Linked DNA regions of Mus musculus: region 1 is linked to region 2. The links are chromatin loops, found by intact Hi-C in ENCODE. Cell type or tissue: gastrocnemius. All regions are shown on one strand.

Evidence for each region. Peaks named below come from ENCODE experiments on the same cell type or tissue, not always from the same donor. Only the 100,000 strongest peaks of a DNase experiment are listed, where the experiment ranks them.
Region 1: a loop joins it to region 2, with 9 times the contacts of the local background. A loop is called at or near these places in 36 of 42 quality-filtered maps.

Annotation. Positions count from the first base shown.
Region 1 is chr8:122,613,751-122,621,750 of GRCm38, reverse strand. It overlaps Trappc2l (trafficking protein particle complex 2-like), which reads right to left. Exons shown (of 5, transcript NM_021502.2): 3 at 7,743-7,830; 4 at 7,364-7,443; 5 at 6,160-6,360. The coding sequence ends at 6,315. It overlaps Pabpn1l (poly(A)binding protein nuclear 1-like), which reads left to right. Exons shown (of 7, transcript NM_001007462.1): 3 at 36-103; 4 at 615-721; 5 at 819-906; 6 at 1,329-1,468; 7 at 1,978-2,280. The coding sequence ends at 2,017. Among named protein-coding and RNA genes, the nearest start is that of Mir6396, 4.6 kb to the left of the region's middle. In gastrocnemius, a CTCF peak has its summit at 3,632 (motif pointing left); a DNase peak (open chromatin) is centred at 3,635.
Region 2 is chr8:122,824,811-122,832,810 of GRCm38, reverse strand. Gm35466 (a long non-coding RNA gene) reads right to left here. Exons shown (of 3, transcript XR_388150.3): 1 at 3,628-8,000. Among named protein-coding and RNA genes, the nearest start is that of Gm35466, 5.4 kb to the right of the region's middle. In gastrocnemius, no CTCF peak of the experiment used is centred here; DNase peaks (open chromatin) are centred at 2,213, 3,295 and 7,593.

The DNA of each region.
Region 1 (8,000 bases), 210 kb after region 2:
CCTCCCGCTAGTTCTGAGGTTCTCTCTCCCTACAGACTGCTTCTTCTCTAGGACCTCCAAGGAAAATGTGGAGGCTGACCACAGATCTGTCTTTGTAGGCAATGTGAGTAGAGAGGGGGGTGGCGTGGTCATAGCCCTCCTAGGGTGTCTGCCCCCAATTAGGGCATTTAGCTGGGCAGACCCCTCCACGACTGGCCTGGGTGGAGCTGGCTATGAGTTTGAGGCAGGAGGCTATGGAGTTGTAAATGCAAGTGTCTCCAAGGCCAAAGTGGGAGGCCTGGTGCAGAGGGAAGGTAAAACCCACGGGGCCGAATAGTGCCCAGGCCTTGACTGTTCATTCAACCGAAGGTGAGGTCAAGCATTCAGGTTTAATGGGCCACATACCCGGCATGTGCTAATTCCTGAGACCCAACCAGCTGTCCACACAGGAAACACTTAACTGTCTCTCAGCACTGAACCCTGGGCAGGAGTGGATACAACTTCAGCCCATGCCCAGCCAGGGGCCAACCAACCTTGGGGGGGGGGTCCCTCCAACCCCTTTCTGCCACAACGCCTCAGCAGGAGGGAGACGGGGATAGCCCAGCACTTATACCAGGTACCCTTTCTGTGAGCAGGTGGATTATGGTGGCTCAGCTGCAGAGCTGGAGGCCTACTTCAGTCCCTGTGGGGAGATTCACCGGGTCACTATCCTGTGCGACAAGTTCTCTGGACACCCCAAGGGGTCAGTGTCGGGCTATGGCAGGCTGGGCAGTGTGGGTGGGGCTGGAGCTAGCCCCTCACTCCTTGCTCCAATGTTCACCACCTCTGTCCTCCCCCAGCTATGCATATATAGAGTTTGCTTCGCACAGATCTGTCAAGGCTGCTGTGGGGCTGGATGAGAGCACCTTCCGAGGTCGGGTCATCAAGGTATGTTTCCCCAGGGGTCTCCATGCGCCTGTGGGCCACCACTGAGCCTTGTGCAATAACTCACAAATCCTCCACCAGGCTCGGAGAGGTTAGAGTGCCTGACCCTTTGTGCATCTTAGCTGGGTGGGCATTAATCAGAGTTAGGAAGTGATGAAAACTCTCAGACCTAGGGTGGGGCTTGGCGTGGGCGGGGCTTGGTGTGGGCGGGGCCTGCCAGAATGGGCCAGGAAGATGCTGGCTATTACCAGGATGTCCTGTGATCACATTTGCATCTGAGAAAAGTTGGAGGGATTATTTCAGCCTAAGTGATACCACAAGTCAGGAGCCCCAAGCCCTGGTCTCAGCCTGGGCCCTGGCTTCAGGCCACCCTGGCAAGAAGGGTACAGACCAGTGTCTTGGAGCATGACATGGGTTCCATCCAGGTACTTCCCAAAAGGACGAACTTCCCAGGCATCAGCTCCACAGACCGTGGAGGGCTGCGGACACACTCGGGCAACAGGGCTGCCTTCCTGCACGGTAGCCTCCATCGAAAAGCTCGGTTAAGAGCCCATGGACGGAGCCGGTAAGTGGGCCCAAGTGGGACTCTGAGTCTGGAGATCTGAGCAGCAAGATTCTTGGAGCCTGACCCTTATGCTGGCTGTAGCCAATCTGCACAGTGTCATGCTAAGGGAAGACTATTGTCCCTCACATGAGCCTTAAAGGTTGGGGCACTTGGCAAGGGGCTGAGGGGGAGGCCTCGTGGCTTCCAGCAGCCTGTGCAGGCTCTGTGTAAGCTTGCTCCCTGCCTGGTGGGGCTACTTGTTCCTGGGCACTAGGACTCTGCAGGCGACAAGCAGCCTCCTCTGGCCTGAAGCATAGGCTAACTAGTATAAACAAGGCTGCAGTTGAGCCCATGTGACAAATTCTAGCCCCAGGCTTCCTTCTCTGGAGTCACCCCCTCAATAAAGCAAAGGCGCCCCCAACAGTTTCTGGGCAGCTCGGTGGTAACTTTAACCCTGATGTTCTCCAGGCCTATCCCCTCTGAAGACAACTGAGCTGCCTTTGTTCTCCCCCACCCCCAACTCTCTGCAGGGGCCATGGAGGAGCACCACAGTGGTTCTCTCCCTACTGAAAGAACAGCCCAGTTTTTAAAGCGGGACCAGGAGTAAACTGCTGTCTCCACTCCCTCCAGATGGGGCTCCTAGCCTGGCAGCCCCCAAGGGCCTTTGAAGGTGCCCAGATCACCAGGTCCCAGTGGGAAGGCACTGGGCAGGGAGGGGAGGGAGGGGAGGAAGGCTCAGGGTATGCTGGGATTGGCATTCTCGAGTACTTTTAAAGAAAAATAGATATGTGTGTTAATAGTAGAATGTAAATTATTAAACTTGAATATATTTTAAGAACATGTGATCAGCCTCATTTCTTGATTCTCCCTCAGATACAGGTTAGCATTGACCCTTTCTCCAAGGCTCCCCACACAGAGGGTGGTAATGGGATATGGCATGAGTCCAGAGGGGGGGCTCTGGCTCTGCCTTCTGATTCAACCAAACTCCAAAACTCCATCGCCATAATTCTTCCTCCATGCCTCAAACTGGCTCTCTAGATACACCAGCACTTCACCTCCATCCTGCTGAAGTTATCTGAGCTGGTCAGGTCAAGAAGCAAAAGTGGGGCCTCTATGCTGAACTCTGAGTGTAAGAAGCAAAAGTGGGCCTTCTATGCTGAACAGTGTCTGTCTGTCTGTCTGTCTGTGTCTGAGGGTGTGTGTGTCTGAGTGTGTGTGGGTCTGAGTGTTTGTATCTCTGTGTGTATGAGTGTATATGTGTGTGTCTGTGAATGTGTGTGTCTGTATGTGTCTGAGTGTATGTGTATGTCTGTGAATATGTTGTGTGTGTGTGTGTGTGTGTGTGTGTGTGTGTGTGTATCTGGCAGACAGGCTACCCTGCTCTGCCACTGTACTCAGGAAGAGAGCTAGCCAGGCCCAGGTCTGCGGATACACACGCTAATCTGCACTTACCACCTTGCTGTATGTTAATGTTATCCTTAAGCCCCAGTAGAGCTGCCTTGCTTCTCCTGCTCCCCGAACCTGGAGAGCTCTGAGAACGAGCTGTGCCCTTTTCTAGGCTCCATCCATGCGTGACCCCCCCCAAGCCATTTTCACATGTCCCCTGTCCTCAGTGGATATCCCACCCCCCAATGCAACCACATCTTCACCTCCAAAGCCCAAAGGCAGCCTGTGACCTTATTGAAAAAAGATCTCTGAAGAAACGTAAGAATTAACTCCAGAGTCAGGTGTAGTAGTGCACACCTTTAATCCCAGCACTCAGGAGGCAGAGACAGGTGGAGCTATGTGAGTCTGAAGCCAGCCTGGTCTACAGAGTGAGCTCTAGCACAGCCGGGGCTACACAGTAAGCTCCTATCATCATCGCCATCACAATAACTACTACTCCAGGAGCATTCCAGACTGCCTGTGGACCACACATCCAACAGCGGGTGAGGCTTGGGACAGCTGTGAACAAGGGAGGCAGAGTCTGAGCTGAGGCTTGCAAAGAGTCGCTGCAGCTCCAGGAGCTGGCCAAGACCTAGAGTAGATTCTCTCTGGGCATGCAGGAAGTAGCCCTGCCCCCAGCTACTGTGTTAACTGGCCAAGGCAAGTTGGCCTGTGGTATCAATACAGTAGCCCCCGTGAGCCTGGACAGCCTTTTTATTTTTTTTTAACCTTTGGAAGCAATTGGTTCCATCCTGACCAGCTAGGAGTGACTGCCACCCAGTGGGCAGATGGTGAACAGCAAATTGGCCCTAGGGTGGCCTTGCGGGAAGCGGGGGGTTGGGGGGGGGGGAGGGTTCCCCAGTATCAAAGTAAGTGACCTGGCAGGGCCCTTGACAAGGATGATGCCTGCTCCTCTTCAATTCCAGCTTCAGGACTTCCAAGTCCCTGGCCTGGGTCTCCTGGCAGGATATTTGCTCCTGAGCCTTGGACATATATACATGCATAAGTGTGTGTGTGTGTGTGTGTGTGTGTGTGTGTGTTTGTGTGTGTATATATATGTATTTTTATATACACATATATATATGCGCCAAGTTTTACACATACATATATAAATACACATATACACACATATACATATATATACATATATGTATATGCCAAGTTCTCTTCTTGGGAAGGACCCGGGAGTTCTTCCTGATAGACCCAGGTCTGTCCAAGCCAAGGACAGAAGGCTGAGGTGCAAACACCCCTCAGCACAGCGTCTACACAGTAGTGAGAACCCTACCAGCCCTGCAGTCTCTGCCGTGAGCATTGTCAATGGCAAGCCACAGTTTCCCCTCTCAGAGTAAGGCGCCCTGGACCCAGGTCTGTAGAAGGACAGTACCAGAAGGGAAGACAGGCAGCTGATGGCCCTACAGACTACCTGCAGCAAATCACAAGCTAACCAGAGCCACCATCTTGGCTCCGGGGTGGACAGCCTGCCTCTTAACAGGCAGGCGGTGACCATGGTCTCCGAGGCCAACCTCAGGGTGGAATTCACCTGCAAGCCTGATGCCCACACCCAGGCGAGCAGAGCACATTATAAGCTTTCTTTGCTGAGCTTGATAGTGAGAAGACTCAATGTTCTCACACACAGTGCTCTTACACATAATCTGTCAGAAAACCCAAACAGGAGAGAGCTCTATGTTATTGCCTCACATGAAAAGCTGACGCAAGGGGGCTGGTGAGATGGCTCAGCAGGTAAGAGCACCCGACTGCTCTTCCGAAGGTCCTGAGTTCAAATCCCAGCAACCACATGGTGGCTTACAACCATCCCTAATGAGATCTGACTCCCTCTTCTGGTGTGTCTGAAGACAGCTACAGTGACTTACATATAATAAATAAATAAATCTTAAAAGAAAGAAAGAAAGAAAAGCTGACGCAAGCCGTCCAGGGCTGGTTCATCAGCCCAGACTTAGGCCCCTTTTGCTCCCTCATCTCGTCGTCTTGCTCTCAAGAGGGAGACCTAACCTCCCGCTTCCAGGCAGGAAGAGAGCAGAGAGCCTCGAGTGTTCTACACACCAGCCAGACCTACTTTTAAAGTATCTTTCCTGCAGGTTCCTCCCAGAACCACCTTTTACACATTGTAACTGCCTGTCCTGGTATGAAGAGGAAAGGGGGAGGGTAGCAACCGGCATTGAGCCAAGTTTCTCCAGGAAACCTGAGGCTCACTCTGTGAGGAGGGAAGACTGGGGCATAAGATGCAGTTTCCAGGGCAGCTAATACTCAGGGAGGGTGACCTCCCAAGATCCCACCTGACTGGTGCTCCTTCCTTCCCTTGCCAAACCCAACCCCCCACTAAAGGCTTTAACCAAGTCCATCTGGGCTCTGTCCATGTCAGTCAGCTGCATGTTGAACTTCTCAAAGCAACTTCATTTCTCACTTTTATCGATCAGGTGGGTGGTCTGGCTTCTCTTCGTACTGCATTTTGTAATAACCTTGTGCTCTTGGAGAGAAGCCCTGAGATGCAGAGATGGACTCTCTCCCACTCCACCCAGCTCACGTGGACAAATCCCAGCCTGCTGGGCCCAGGCATGAGACACTCTACAGCGAAGGGGAGGTCCTTGGCTGAGGACTTGGGGAAGCCAGAGACTCTGAAGACAGCATGGAGCCATGACAGCTAAAGGGGACTCAGGCTCAGGACAGGTCCTCTTGGCCTCTGCCTCTCCTAGGACACCAGTATTTAGCTACGCTGCCCGGAGGCATGGAAGAGCCAGCTTCAGGCACCACCTCCACACAGCCACAGGACTTCTGAGGAGAGCCTGGTTTGTCCCTGGGGATGCATGGCCTAGGAGCAGCACTGGGGACCTTGCTGGTCTCCATGCTCACAGACAGGAAAGGCTCCTGGAGGTTCTCCTCTGCGACATGGGAGACACGCTTTGCTGCTGTGTCCCACAGAGCTTTACACCTCTTACCACCCCCTGAGGCTAGCGCTGGGCACAGCACTGGGCTAAGGCTAGCAATGAATGGCAGATCCAGAACGTCGAGGGCCCTTGCCCAAGAAGGAAGGTGTGTGTCTGTCCGCCCTGGATCGTCTCTATTCTCTGAAGCTGGCTCTCGGCTCCCCATACCCTACACCCTTCTGAACCACCCACCTGCTCAGACAATGGAGGCCCACAGTCTCCTATCACAGCATCCTCCCCTATACCACCCAGCTGTGGTCACAGCCCCTACATCACTCTAGAGTCTCTGAGACCAGCTAGCTGGTCCTCAGCTGAGCCCTCTCTGCTGACACAGGACAACGTAGATCTCATCTTGTGAGGCCTTTAGTAGAAAAGCACAGGGGACACAGCCCTGCCCACAGGGTACACTCAGGGAGCAGAAAGGGAATAAATAAGTATCATCCAACAGGGGTGAACGCAGGCTTCTCTTCTGAACGACTGAGGCAGGCAGAGGTCCCCACTCAGCACACCTGGATCATCATGGAAGTCACCATGGTATCAAAGGCCCTGAGAAGAGAATCCAGATTTAGAGCAGGACGGGCTATGGCCCTGCCCGACCGGATCCTCGGGATTCTGGAGCTTTCCTAGGGTTCAGGGAAGCAGACTTTGTACCCACCATGCCAGGCAGTGACACCCACCACCCTTGCACAGCCTCCACAGGCCTCTTATTCCACAGATTTCCACAGCATGTCTCCCACGGTAAGGTCCACAGGGAGCAGGCAGGGATAAGCAATGAGCCCCACGAGCAGGCAGTGCTGTCTTTGCCCTGTATGGCTTAGGGACACCTGGGTTCTCTGTCTTAGGATCTAGGTGGACCCAAAATACTTGATGTCTCGGCTAAAGGAAGGTGCCACTCAAGGGCCTGCTTGAGCCACCTGTCAACTGAAAGCAACTCCTTGGGAACAGTCCCTGAAAAAGAAAATTCTGGGGCTGGAGAGATGGCTCAGCGGTTAAGAGCACTGACTGCTCTTCCGAAGGAAGGTACTGAGTTCAAATCCCAACCATTTATCATGAGATCTGATGCCCTCTTCTGGGGTGCCTGAAGTTAGCTACAGTGTACTTACATATACTAAATAAATAAATCTTTAAAAAAAAGAAAAGAAAAAGAAAGAAAAGAAAGAAAGAAAATTCTGGAAGCAGGTTTGCAGTGCCTGCATATGAAGTCCATGCCCCCTGATGAGGCACCTGCATGAGGTCCATCCAGCTGGAAGGGAGACACCCAAGCCAACACAAAAGGCACGCCAAGCAACAGGAGGACATTGCCTCCGAAAAGGGTATGCCACAGCATGAGCCCTTGCTGAGCCTTCTCTAGGTCCTCAGGTACCCACAGACACACCTGGGAGGTCAGATGGGTGAGCCTTGGCCCAATCTGCCCATACACACAGAGGTCTGTGTCAGCGCTACGTTAGAAAAATGGGGCTGACTGCTTTGAAATAGTGGCCTTGGGACAGGGCTCCTACGTGGTTCCCTTGCTTTCCTAATGACCATGTTATCAAAAAGCAGGTCCCACCTTGACTGGATGCGGTCTCCCGGGTTGTAGAAGGGGTTGCACATCACATCTGTGTAAGAGTTATGCAGCTTCCGGAACATCTAAAAGAAGAGCAAACGAAGCCGGGCAGTGGTGGCAAATGCCTTTAATCCCAGCACTTGGGAGGCAGAGGCAGGCGGATTTCTGAGTTCGAGGCCAGCCTGGGCTACAGAGTGAGTTCCAGGATAGCCAAGGCTATACAGAGAAACCCTGTCTCAAAAAACAAACAAACAAACAAACAAAAAGTAGAAGAGCAAACGAACACCGGTTAGATGAACGCACTCATGGGGCTGTTGCAGGCTTTTGCCTTCCCAGTGCGGAAAGTGAGGGGCAGATACCCACCTCAGCCCTCTGCACTTACACTGCGGATCTCGTTGTCCCGAAGGGCTGTATTGGAGGAATCCACGACCATGACAAATTTCACCTTGGAATTGGTCACATACCCATATCTGCACGGCTGGTTAAGGAACAAGCCTTGGCACAGAGGCTGTGTGACTGCATACGACACACACCGCATCACAATCAAGAGCCTGCAAGACCTTTGTGAACACTCATTTCAGAGAAGCCTAATACCTGGAGTCAGAGGAAGTGCCAGGCTTGGGTGGCTTGGCAGGAACCA
Region 2 (8,000 bases):
TGTAAAAGCAAGTCAAGTCTGTAGAGAACTTCTAAGAGACGGGCAAACAGGCATGCGCACAGATCGAATGATGGTAGGGTTTAATGGAGTTCTGGCCCTTAGCAGGCTAGCCACCTCTGATCGACAGGGGGAAAGAAGTCCCTAACAATTCCACTGTCTTTATTATACATTCTGGCTGCTGTCCTCCAACCCCATCAGACTCATCCAGCATTCTGAAGTCTGTAGTAGAAGCAAGCTATTGCTCTAAGTGACCGGGGATTGTTTAATTCTGATGACCCTTTGGGCCCCTAGGGCAACGAGTTGCTATTCTAGCTCTTAAACGTGGCTTAAAGTGAGCCTGTCTTCCTAGGGGTGGTCCACAACCAGGTGACTGACCTCTATCCACTAGAACGTTAGCTCCCCATTCAGGCCAGAAATCCTACTCTCTTGACCTTTTTCTCTTTGTAGGCCCTCACTGCTTCTGCAGTACTTATTACCCCCTCTAAAGAGGTGACCCTGGAATCACTTAGGAACCAGATCATTTAGGAACCTCCAAACACTTCTGCCATCTCTGGCCTCTGGCAAGAATGAGGCTGTCAAGAGATCCGAGGACACCTCTGGCAGAGAGATAAACTGGTTACTTTTCTTTGGAGTCTTTTTTTTTTTTTCTCCCCCAAGACAGAGTTTCTCTGGATAGTCTTGCGCTGTTCTGGAACTCACTCTGTAGACCAGGCTGGCCTTGAACTCACAGAGATCCACCCGCTTTTGCCTCCTGAGTGCTGGTACTAAAGGCATGTGCCAGCATTGCCCATTCTTTGGAGTTTTTTCATCACCCCTACTCCTGTCAAGAACTGCCAGAAGGAATTGAGGGAACGCCCACTCTGGCTTCTTCCAGCCGACCAGAGGGCACCAGGTGCAGAAACACCTCTGCAGTGGGCCAACCTCAACCTTAAAATACTCTATCCATTGATTTTATCTGAATGGGTGTTTTGCCTGCATGCCTGTGGCTGGCCTTTAGAGTGACAAGCCCAGCACCTGCATTCAGACCCATCAATAGCCGTGGGGTGGCTGGCATCAAAGTGGAGTCCCTCCACGGTGGCATCTGAAGACTCTCTCCCCATCAGCCTGGCCCTGGTAGGGCCACCTTTCTAGGGCTTGGCCTGTTGGTATCCTGCTTCTGTGATTGGTTCCTGCCTCTTTGGTGCCATGCTGGCTCCTGTGGCAACCCCAGGTGTGTGCCCCCTAGGAATACCGTGTGACCCTCCCTGTCCTGGGCTCCGAGGTCCACAGTGGCTTCCCAGGCAGGCAGTGAGAAGGGTCAGCAGTTTCAGTCCAGGTGAGCTAGGACGAGTCTGGGCAGTTAGACACTGTGCTCTGCCACATGTGTCTCCCTTGGGGAGAACCCAGTTTTATCTCCTTTATGCTCTACACCACAGACAAATCTCACTCGAGTTATTCCCCTATAAATCTTCTATATAAGTCCATGTTCCTGTAAAGGGGGGAGGTATGGGGACAAGCATGGGAAGGGCGGGAGGAAGGAAAGGAAGAACAGAATAGCCACGAGGGCCATCCTGGAGAAGGCCAGCCTGGGCTACACAGTGAGACCTTGTCTCATCCCTTCCCCAATATAATTAACCAATTAATTAAAAATGCACTGGGTCTGAAGGGGTCGTATAGGAAGCTACTCAAGAGGCAGAGACAGGAGGATTACTAGCCTGGGCAACTTAGATACTGTGTCAAATTAAACTAACAAAGGGCTGGGGCCTTGTCAGTGGTAGAGAAGACTAGCCCAGTGCACATGAGACCCTGGGTTCACCAGCAGGAAAAAAAAGTGTGGAACATTTCAGATCTACACACAGAGAGGCTGGGTGGAACAGGCAGGAACCAGTAGACTGGCTGCTGCTACCCCTGCAGGCTCCTGTGTCCCCGAGGGCTGCCAGTCCCAGTGCCACAGGGGCTAGGACAGGTTGCTGGGATGTTGGCTTCGGAGCTCCAAACCTCTGGCTTTGCGTATAATCACCGTCTCCCCAGCTCTGGTACCGGCTGAATAAGCCCTCCCACCAGATGGGGCACCTATGCAGTCAGAGCCCAGCCTTGAGCTTGCTTGGCTTCCCGTGTGCCCTAGCTGGGGCCAGAAAAGTCCACAAATTATAACTGGCTTCTTCACTCAGTATCTGCTCAGGAGACAGCCTCAACTCAGAGGTTCCTGCCATGCCCACTAGCAGCAGCAGGGGGCAGTGTGGCTCCAGGGACACAGTAGAGGAAGTATCTGGTCCTGTGGCTTCCCCTGTCATTAGACCAGGGCTGAGCGGTTGGGGATGGGCTCTTTCATGTGCTGTCTCCACCTGAGTCACACTTGCCCCCCTAAGTTTCAGGCACGGAGGCCCCACATCTGCCCTGTGGCCCTTGCTTATGGATCTGCCTAACCTGATCTTCCTGCTCCATCAGCTCCAGTCCAGAGTCTTTCTTCTGACACAGGTAACCTGGCCGTGTAGGTCAGTCCCCTGTCTTACTGTGATCTAACTGTAATGTGGCAGGGTGTGTGTGTGTGTGTGTGTGTGTGTGTGTGTGAGAGAGAGAGAGAGAGAGAGAGAGAGGGAGAGAGAGAGAGAGAGAGAAAGAGAGAGAGAGAGAGAGAGAGAGAGAGAGAGAGAGAGAATGAGAGATCTGGAAGCCAGTACAGGCAAGCAAACAAACCATGAGCCAGGTCAGAGGTGTCTGGTGAGCAGGGTTAGCCTCCAAAGAGACACAGGTTTTTGTTTTGTTTTGTTGGGGTGGCGGGGGTGGCACACTTTCCCTGTGTAGCCCTGGCTGTCCTGGAATGCTCTCTGTAGACCAGGTTGGCCTCAAATTCACAGAGATCCTCCTGCCTCTGCTTCTGGGTGGTTGGACTAAAGGTGTGTGCCACTACCACTTGGCTAAGGGACATAGTTTTGTTTGTTTGTTTGTTTGTTTGTTTTTCGAGACAGGGTTCCTCTGTGTAGCCCTGGCTGTCCTGGAACTCACTCTGTAGACCAGGCTGGCCTCCAACTCAGAAATCCACCTGCCTCTGCCTCCCAAGTGCTGAGACTAAAGGTGTGCACTACCACTGCCCCTCGGGACATAGTTTTATGGTGTTTTTCCTTTGGACCTCCAGGCTGTGTTTCATGGGAAAGTGATCACCAGGAGAGGCGGCTGCCTCTTCATCTCCACCCCTTCCAGCTGTGGCCTGTGGGAGCTGAGCTTGGGTGAGAAACCAGGTCAGCCTCCCTGGGGACAGGTGAGTCATCTTAGACCAGATCCAGAAAGGCAGATGGGAGGTGGGTGGCTTCTTCCCAGCAAGCAGAGCCAGGGGCTGTGAGTCTGGCCCTTAGCAGAGGGGGCCTGCCTCACTTCACAAAAGCCCCTCCCCAGCGAACTACAGGTCTCACTGATGCACAGCTGTGTAGTGGTGGGGCCATTTCAACTTGGAGTGCCTGCCCACTATCCTCACTCCAGGGCCTTCCCTCCCTTATAGCCACTCTGTCCTTCATCCCCTCAGTCTCATGCTGGGGTCAAGGAAGAGAGGGAGAGGACAGGGGTGCAGAGGGCAGGGGTGCAGGGGTGCAGAGGGCAGGGTTGCAGAGGGCAGGGGTGCAGAAGGCAGGGGTGCAGAAGGCAGGTACTTACCCACACCCCTTGGTTTAGCCGGAATTGGTTCTGGTGACTTCCTGGGAGAAGACAGGGTGAGCTGAGAGCCTTGAGTCAGGTTCAGTGGGGCAAGAATAGGACCTAGAGCTGGGGATACCATGGGGTGCACAGTGGCTGAGCTGCTGCTCCCGTGGTTTCCAATCTAGTTAGTGTGTTGGCCATGACAAGGGCCGTGTCCACAGGCAACTGGATCTCATGGGGGCTGCACGGTCAAGGGCTGGAGGCAGCTGGAGCACTGACAGGGGACCTGGGGCAGAGGGTGTCCTGGGGTGGTTATGTTTTCTTAACAGAAGGATTTATTCGGGGCTTAGAGTTTAAGAGGGATAGGAGTCCATCAACAAACATGGCAGGGAGCAGGGCACCAGGCAGGGCACTGGAGCAGCAGCTGGGAGCTTGGTATCCTGAGTCTCTAATGCCAGGATGTTGGAAATGAACTCTGTTCCACAGTGGCCTCTGTAAGTGTCCGCTGCTGTCAGGAAAGTTCAGCGTTGGCTTCCCCTGGGGTGGCCAGGGCACGGCTGGGGTTGAGGGAGGAGAGAACTTGTCTTCTAAAGTAAGAGCTGGGTGGAAAGGCTGGGGGTTAGGCACGGCCCCTTCCTCTGTTTTCCTGCGCTTTCCAGTCCAGTCGCTCTGAGAGTAAAGAACGGGCGGGGGGAGGGGAAGGTGAGGAGCCGAGCTAGAGAGCCCTGTTCCCACTCCATTCTGTACTAGGACTGTTCTCTTCCAGTCAATACCAAGAGGGTTGGTGACAAATTTGGGAGTGAAGAATCTGAAACAGCCAAATAAATCACATTAATGACCATTCAGATAGAATCAGTCAATGGAATCGAACCCATTTGGCTGACGAGACGTCGCTGCCTCCCCTACCCCCAGTCCGGGTGCTTTCCAGCTGGCCTCCTCCAGGGACTCCTGGGATGGCCTCACAGCTTGGAAAGAGGGGGGCCACCTGTGTGTCCTTTTTAGCCACAGAGCTCAGGAGAAAGGCTGAATCCAAGAGGACGATGGGGGACATTGTGTCCCAGGGGCACAATCAGACACAGGCCAGCAGATTCCAGGAAAAGAGTTCACACAGAGCAACATGGGAGCCTCCAGCCAGGTCCAGGGTTCCAGGCTGAGCTGGGTGTGGCTATGAGATCACAGAGACCAAGGATGTGGCTGGTGCTGGGGTCTGGTGAGGAAATGCGCTGGACCACATCTGGGCCTGTACAGCGTCTCTGGTAGGAATGCCAGTGTGCACACCTGCCTGGGCTGCTCACTCCTTGATACATGGCCCTGCTCACTTTAGATGGTTGTTAGGCACACCACCCACCTGCCGGCCACCTCCCACCAACAAGTCACTTTTCTTTCCAAGGCTCTGTATCCAGACCCTCCATACAGGTAGAATGTTCTGGACTCCTCCCTCATCCCTCACACAGCACAGGAATCCGCCCCCAGGCTACTCTCCTTGCCCAATGTCTGCCTCTTGCTCTCCTGTGGGCAGCTGGCCTTTCTAGGTTTGGCTTTGCCATGTCTAGTGTCTTGTTAGAGTTTCTGCTGCCATGAAGAGACACCATGACTGCATCAACTCTACAGGAAAGCACTTAACTGGGGCTGGCTTACAGTCCTGAGGTTTAGTCTGTTGTCATCATGGTGAGAAGCATGGTAGCAGACAAGCAGATGTGGTGCTGGAGAGGCAGTTGAGCATTCTACATTCGGATTGGTGGATCGCAGGAAGAGAGGGAGCCATTGGGCCTGGCTTGAGCTTCTGAAACCTCAAAGTCCACCCTCCTGTGACACACAAGGCCACAACTTCCAATAATGCCACTCCCTGTGAGTCTATGGTAGCCATTTTTATTCAAACTACTACACCTGGCTACAGGTTCTAGGAAAGCACTGGTTTCTCCTCCCCCAAGGGGACACTGGCTAAGTCACTACAGAGTCTCCCTGCCATGCCTGGCTTCTCATTGCTGCTACAAGCAGTGCCAGTCCAGAGCCTCACCACCAGGCTCGCTGTTAGTTAAGGTCATCTTGGGGGCAAGGATAAGGCACTGGCTTTTAGTGGGCTGTGTACCCAGCCAGGATCCAGACTTGACACCTTTGTCTTCTGTGGTCGCATCTTCTCCCAAGGCTGTGCCACATCCCCGCCACCTCCCTGATCCCTGATCCTCAGTCCCTTGCATTGGTACTGCACATCACATGGAAGCTTTTCGGCAGCCTGCCTACTGAGTCCCTGTATCTGGTGGACTTGTGTTCTGAGTGAATGGCCGTGTGTCCTGCAGAGTTGGGGGGTGTCCCAAGAAAGAGAGTTTCATACAGAGAGGGACCAAGAAATGGTTTTGTATAGGATTCCCTCAAAAGGGTGTGCCACCACACGGGGTATTCCTACAAGCACACCAGTTAGGACTTCTGCCAGGCATCTGCCATTCTTTAGGCCTCCAGGACAGGGTGTGCCTTCAGTTGGAATGGTCCTGCTGATAGCTGCAGCTTGGTGGTGGGGGCTGACTACTACGCCTGGGGCCAGACCCGGTGGTCTGTCACAGAAGGTGGCCAGGGCTCTGCAGGCCAAGATTCTCTCCAGAGCCCCTTCTCATGTCCTGTCCTAATGATATAATCTGAATGTGCGAAATGCAGGCGTCTATTAAAGCGGTCAGGCGGGGCAGAGTCTTGTTGGGCTCATTCCACGAAGCCACCACTGGCCTCCCAGACTTAGGTCACAGAAGGCCTGAACTGCCGCCTTTAGCCTGAGAGAGAATATAGACCCGAAGGAAGCATGCTCCTTCAGAGTGCACTCAGGAGGGGTGACAGGGACAGCCACAGGACTGTTCAGCCACACGGGAGGACAGACACTGGGGGATGGTCTCCAACTGTGTCTGGGTCACCACTGTAGCAAAGACAAGGGGTGTCTTAAACACAACCCTGAAAAAAGACCAATTGATTTGGATGGTAAAAGGGTCAAAGGCAGTGACAGTGGCCGAGGCCAGGAGCTGGCATCACCCCTTACACCACCACCCAGAGTGAGTGGAGCTGAGGTCGATTCGGCTGTAGATCGTTCTCCATTTGATGCTTAGTGGGAGAGCTGAGGCTGTGGAAGTGAACCCTTGAGCTGGGAGGCCTTGAGACGGCGTGCTCTCATCTGTGCCCTTGAAAACAATACCTTTACTTCTTGTGCCAAACAGAACAAATAAACAGTCACTTGGGAGGCTGAGCTGGGAGGACTGAGAGTTCAAGGCCAGCCTGGCTACATCGTGAGACCCTGTCTCGAAAACCAGAAGCAGTTCAGGAACCAAAACATTGGAGACATTTTAAGAAGTGCACCAAGACAGCAGCGGGGCACCCGACAGCAGAGGGGCACCCCGTAAAAAGTCAAGTCTGCCCACGAGGATCCACTCAGTGAACAACTGATAGTCAAGAGAAGATATGGTCAGCTTTATGCTAAATATGCAATTAGAAAACTTAAAGGCACTTGTTAAAGAACATAAGCTTGAATTGTAGTTTCTAGATAAGCTGAGAGGGAAAAAATGCAGAGGTTAATGCCACAAAGGAAGAACGAGGAAGCCCAATGGGCCGCCAGTGCACAAGACACGTGGTCTACATTCACTGGTAATCACATTAGATGGGTTAATCTTATCATGTTGAATTGAAACCACAAAAGTGTTGCTGAATGAAGCCATGCAGGAAGTGGGGAGAGACTTACAAAGATGGACAAAATGCCAACCCGGACGTCGGACCAGCAGTGCAGTGGATGGAGAAGGCGTTAGTAACACCCATTCAAACATGCAGCGGTCCACGAGGGCCAGGATCTCAGGGCTGCCAAACCGCTGAGAAAAAGCCGTTCAGCCTCTATGGTGGCCATTCTGTGAGGCCAGGTCATCAGGATTAAGCTTGGACACTGGCACTGCTGTCCTGCAGGCTCATTGCCAACGGGACAGAACGTGTTCTCTCAAAGGTTGAAAGCCAGAGCAAAGTTTGCCAGGCACAAGCTCAGCTTGGGCTCTCAGGAGGAACGCTGAACACATCCCGAAGGGTGGGCCCACAGATCAGTCACCCGAACACTTCCTGCAGGACTGAGGAAGGTACACAGGGCACACAGACAGACAGAGAGGCCTGAGCCACCTTGTGCTCGAAAACTCGAAACCTGCATGAGACCCATACATGCTCAAGTGTAACTCTAAGTAAGCCACTAACCTTTAGGAAATGGAGTCTGGAGCCAGGCACCCTGCCCCTCCTTCTTCCCAGCTTGGAGGTCATGAGGTTTCAGAGACCAGTTTACTACCCTGCAAAATCGCAGATTAAAGGCAATTCTGCATCCTGCATCCAAAACCCAGGGCAAGACGAAGTGTGTCAGACTCTTAACTTTCAGCTGTCTCAGAGGC